2 separate regions of the Homo sapiens genome follow, and region 2 is linked to region 1. A link is an interaction called in ENCODE POLR2A ChIA-PET data of the cell type or tissue named here. Cell type or tissue: K562. All regions are shown on one strand.

Evidence for each region. ChIA-PET counts read pairs that join two places held together with the same protein. Peaks named below come from ENCODE experiments on the same cell type or tissue, not always from the same donor. Only the 100,000 strongest peaks of a DNase experiment are listed, where the experiment ranks them.
Region 2: POLR2A ChIA-PET joins it to region 1 with 5 read pairs; 6 of 35 experiments call an interaction of 5 or more read pairs at or near these places.

What each region holds. Positions count from the first base shown.
Region 1 is chr11:73,972,720-73,975,219 of GRCh38, reverse strand. UCP2 (uncoupling protein 2) reads left to right here. Exons shown (of 8, transcript NM_003355.3): 8 at 99-548. The coding sequence ends at 213. Among named protein-coding and RNA genes, the nearest start is that of UCP2, 8.9 kb to the left of the region's middle. RefSeq lists an enhancer at 842-931. In K562, no CTCF peak of the experiment used is centred here; a DNase peak (open chromatin) is centred at 1,088.
Region 2 is chr11:74,147,533-74,150,032 of GRCh38, reverse strand. All of the region lies in intron 3 of C2CD3 (C2 domain containing 3 centriole elongation regulator), which reads left to right. Among named protein-coding and RNA genes, the nearest start is that of C2CD3, 22 kb to the left of the region's middle. In K562, a CTCF peak has its summit at 345; no DNase peak of the experiment used is centred here.

The DNA of each region.
Region 1 (2,500 bases):
CCTTTGGGACAGAGCAACTGGGTTGGATTGAATACCAGGCCCAGTGAGGGAAGTGGGAGGTGGAGGTGCCCCCATGACCTGTGATTTTTCTCCTCTAGGTTCATGCCCTCCTTTCTCCGCTTGGGTTCCTGGAACGTGGTGATGTTCGTCACCTATGAGCAGCTGAAACGAGCCCTCATGGCTGCCTGCACTTCCCGAGAGGCTCCCTTCTGAGCCTCTCCTGCTGCTGACCTGATCACCTCTGGCTTTGTCTCTAGCCGGGCCATGCTTTCCTTTTCTTCCTTCTTTCTCTTCCCTCCTTCCCTTCTCTCCTTCCCTCTTTCCCCACCTCTTCCTTCCGCTCCTTTACCTACCACCTTCCCTCTTTCTACATTCTCATCTACTCATTGTCTCAGTGCTGGTGGAGTTGACATTTGACAGTGTGGGAGGCCTCGTACCAGCCAGGATCCCAAGCGTCCCGTCCCTTGGAAAGTTCAGCCAGAATCTTCGTCCTGCCCCCGACAGCCCAGCCTAGCCCACTTGTCATCCATAAAGCAAGCTCAACCTTGGCGTCTCCTCCCTCTCTTGTAGCTCTTACCAGAGGTCTTGGTCCAATGGCCTTTTTGGTACCTGGTGGGCAGGGGAGGAACCACCTGACTTTGAAAATGGGTGTGATCCACCTTCCACCTCCAGCATCCAATCTGAAGCCCGTGTAGGTCATCTGGTCCATTTCTCTCTAGACCCAGGCCCTGTACTAACATGGGGAGTGCAGGAGCCACCTGAGAGACAGCAGTGCCTCCCCTTCCTTTGCCGGGCCACTTGAGCTCTTACTCAGAATCTGGTACTCTAGTGCCTGCCATCCCAACCCCCCACCCCAGCCGCAGGCCTGTTTATCTGCACAACAAGAGTGCTCCTGTGTGCCCTGCATCTCCTGCAGTTCCAGAGGAACATGAGACTCTTAGATGCTGTTGACTTTATTTTATTCCATTTTACAAATGGAAGGAAGACCCACCTCCCCCAAAGTCCCAGACCTTGTGAGAACAAGTCAGTCAGCCTCCTTCCACCCTCCACAGCCACAGCCACACCCACAGAGGAAATGTTACTGAACTGGGTGGAGCAGGCCCTGACTCCACAGAGGGTGGGTGGAGGCTGCAGGGCAAACATCTGGTCTCTGCCTGAGGATACTTTCCATTTGTGTTTTTTGTTGTTTTGAGACAGAGTCTCACTTGCTGTCACCCAGGCTGGAGTGCAGTGGTGCAATCTTGGCTCACTGCAACCTCTCCCAGGTTCAGGCGATTCTCCTGCCTCAGCCTCCCAAGTAGCTGGGATTACAGGCATACACCATCATACCTGGCTAATTTTTGTGTTTTTGGTAGAAACGGGGTTTTGCCATGTTGGCCAGGCTGGTCTCAAACTCCTGACCTCAAGTGATCCACCTACCTCAGCCTCCCAAAGTGCTGGGATTACAGGCATGAGCCACTGTGCCTGGCCAGGATATTTTCCATTTGGAGTCTCACCACCACAACCCCCCTCCACCTGCCCCTGCCCCAGCTAGGCATCCAAGGAGGCCGCAAGAAGCCAGGGCCTTGGCTGCACAGGGGTCTCCGCTTCTCTGTCCCTGTTCTTATCACCTGCACTCAGAGGCAGGTGGGCAGGGGTACTACAATTTCAAGGAGTGGAGACTGTGAGGTCCTGGAATCCCAAGGCATCTCCTGTAGGGCTGGGCCCTTAGAATTATGTCACTCAGACCCAGTTTGTAGGTGTCTGAAGAAACTGAGGCCTGACACAGGTGATGCAGGCAAGAACACCCAGAAAGTCCACTACTGAACTGGGACCGGGACCCAGTCCTCCTTCCCCTTGTGGACTCCCCCAGAGACCAGTGCTGGGGTCCTTGGGGAAGCCTGTTTGGCAGCTGTGGAGCTAGGCCCTGAGAACACGACCACCCTCCCTCTTCCCTCAGCCTCAAGCCGCTGAAGCCACTGCTGCTTCGCCGCCTCGTAAGCCCAATGGTCAGAGCTGGAGGCTAGACCCTTCAGTGCTTGGGTTGAGGGCCAGGGTGTTAGATTGGTTTTTGGAGAAGGAACGAGGGCCCAGGATTCTTCAGCTTCTTAGTTTTTGACAAATTGAGCTGAGGCCCCATAGTCCTCGGGAGGGACAGGGTTGAGTGCCATAAGTCGGCAAACCAGGGTAAAGGTGACAGGCAGCTCAGCCAGGCTGCAGGGGGTGGCATATACAGAGGACCTGGCCACTACTTTATGTACCTTCTTACACTAATTCTGTGAGGCAGGCTGTTTGTTAGCTCTGCTCTGGACGGGAAGAAGTAGGGGCAGTTTGGTAGGTGTGTGTCAAAGCTAAACAGGCTGGGTGGGCATGAGCAAGTCAGCTGGTTCATTCAGCAGCCTTAATAGACACGAGGCTACCCAACTTCACTGTGGTTCTGGGTGTGGCCTTAGGACAATGAGCTGGGAACAGTGGTAGGAACCACTGGAAAACATACCAGTGGGTCTCATTCATTCTGATC
Region 2 (2,500 bases), 170 kb before region 1:
AGGAGAAACAGTCACACACAAAGAATTAAGTAGAGTGGCTTCAAACTTCTCAATAGCCACATTAGCGTCCAGAAGACAATTCAATAATGCCTCCAGAATGTTGAATGAAAATGGCCTAGAATTCTGTCTCTCTAGGCAAACTATCTAGTGTAAGAGTAGAATGAAGTTTTTGTATATACAAAGTCTCAAAAATTTGTACCTCTCCCACACTCTTCCTGACAAAGCAGCTGAGGGACTTTCTCTGCCAAAATGAGGGAGTAAACTTAAAAAGAAGACAAGGTGGGATATTGCAAACAAGAGATACAACACAGGAGGGAGCCGAAGAGAATCCCTTGATTTGAGGTGAAGCAGCTGTACACAAGGCATAGATGGCAGCTATTCCAAATTGGAGTATATGCTAAGGCTCTGGGAGAGATTTCTCAAAAAAAAAAAAAAGTTACAAAACACCTATTGTGTCTGAAAATCTTAAGAGGAGAATTCGATAACTGGCAAAAAGTTCAGAATTGAATTAACAATAAGAACAATAAAAACACAAAGCAAATGTTAGCATGCACCTACAGTCCCAGCTACTCAGGAAGCTGAGGCAGTAGAATCACTTGAGCCCAGGAGTTCACGTTCAGCCTGGGCAACATGGCAAGACCTGATCTCTAAAAAGAAAAAAAAATTTTTTTTTTAACTAAGCAAATGAGAAAACAAGACAGCATTTTGGGAAAATGTTGTGCAGGAAAGGAAAAGTAATCAGTACTTCTAATTGTTCAGCTATAAATGGAATACATGTTCATACTATAATTGTAGTCAGATCAATAATCAGTGTTTACTATATTGGCACATTGGGAGGATGGAGGAAACAAGTGGATGTGGGAGAGAGCTAAATTCTTATCTCCTGTATTAGGAAGTCAAAAGGTTATGCCTGGAAACTAGAAGTCAAAGTATAGACATAATCATGTTATTTGGAGCTATAGAGGTAAATACCACAGGAATCAGGTATAGAAATTGAAAGTGGCCGCCTGTGAGGAAAGAGAAATGGTGTCTATGTAAGGGACTTGTTTTATGTAACAAAATTATCGAACTGTTTGAATCTAAATGTGCATGTGTTATATTAATTTTGATACTTTAAAAAGAAAAACATGCAGTGAATGATGGAACTTGAATTCTTGTTATACCACTGCTTTGCTGTCCCCAAGGACAGTATTGAGTTGACTAACCATGGGATCTCTCCTGAAAAGAGGGGTAAGTGTAGCCAGTAAGGAGCTGATAGAATGGAGATGAAGGAAGAAAGGTGGCTTTACATTGTTGCTGTGAAGGGGAAGATCAGGTTTGGTCAGACTGGGGAGTGAGGGACTGCAAAGAAGGCAGATATAGTTCATTACAATCAAGCTGATTGAGAGAGGAAGCTTTGTTGTATTCCATTATTAGTATAGATCAGATGTCAAAAAAAATAAATGAGTCAAGCAGACTGGCTGTAAAAGAAATCAACTGCCAAAAATATATTCAGACTTTTGAAAAGTATCAAAAGTATCAAACTTATGCTATTATATAAGCATGTAACATAATATATACACATATATAAATATACACACATATATCTTATATACACACATATAAGGTATATGTGTGTATATATACATATATAAGATATTTATGTATATATACACATAAACATACGATTATTTTAAGTTTGAAATTGGGAAACAGGAATACTTAACTATAGCTTTTTTCTTTTGAAATCATTCATTTGATCTGGCTAGAAATGTGATACATTTACTTCTATGCTAAGTTAGTACCAAGTATTAAATATATGATGGGCATTACATCATTCATTTTTAAACCCTTTAATTATAAGATTTAGTTTTTATTCAGTTTCATAACAGATCTTAACCATTCACAAACATGAGTATTTCCAAACAAAGGTAGAATCTTGGCAAAATAGTTTTGATAGTTAGACATTTGTAAAATTTGTAAAATTTAAGACATTTGTAAAATTTGTAAAATTTAAGACATTTGTAAAATTTAAGATTTCAACATCACAGTTAATCCTAAATATTGTACTGTACTTTATTAACCTCCATATGTTACACTTCCAGTATAAATTGAGAAAGGTAAGTTGAATAGTGTTAGTTTTCATAAAGCTTGAAACCAAAAAAAATCTTTTTGGGTTATCAGTCTTTAGCTCTACAATTTTAGGAATGTATTTCATGCCATCAGTTTCATTTCTGGAAATCCTGTTTCAGCATGGAAAAATACAAAAAAGTAGGACAGATAGTTCCTTGCCAATAAAACTTTCCAGAGATACAGTCATCAAGTAATGAGTAAATTGAATGAAATATGGTTCCTTGTTAATGCCCTTGCAGATAAGCCATCAGATTTTTTACATAGGCAGTAATGTCAGTTAAAATGGCCCTGTATTTGACCAGTCTGTGCTAGTGATCTGAGGCTGGGATTTGTCCTTGGACAACATAAACCAGGAGACTTCTTTAAACTCAAGCTCAAAAACATTTTT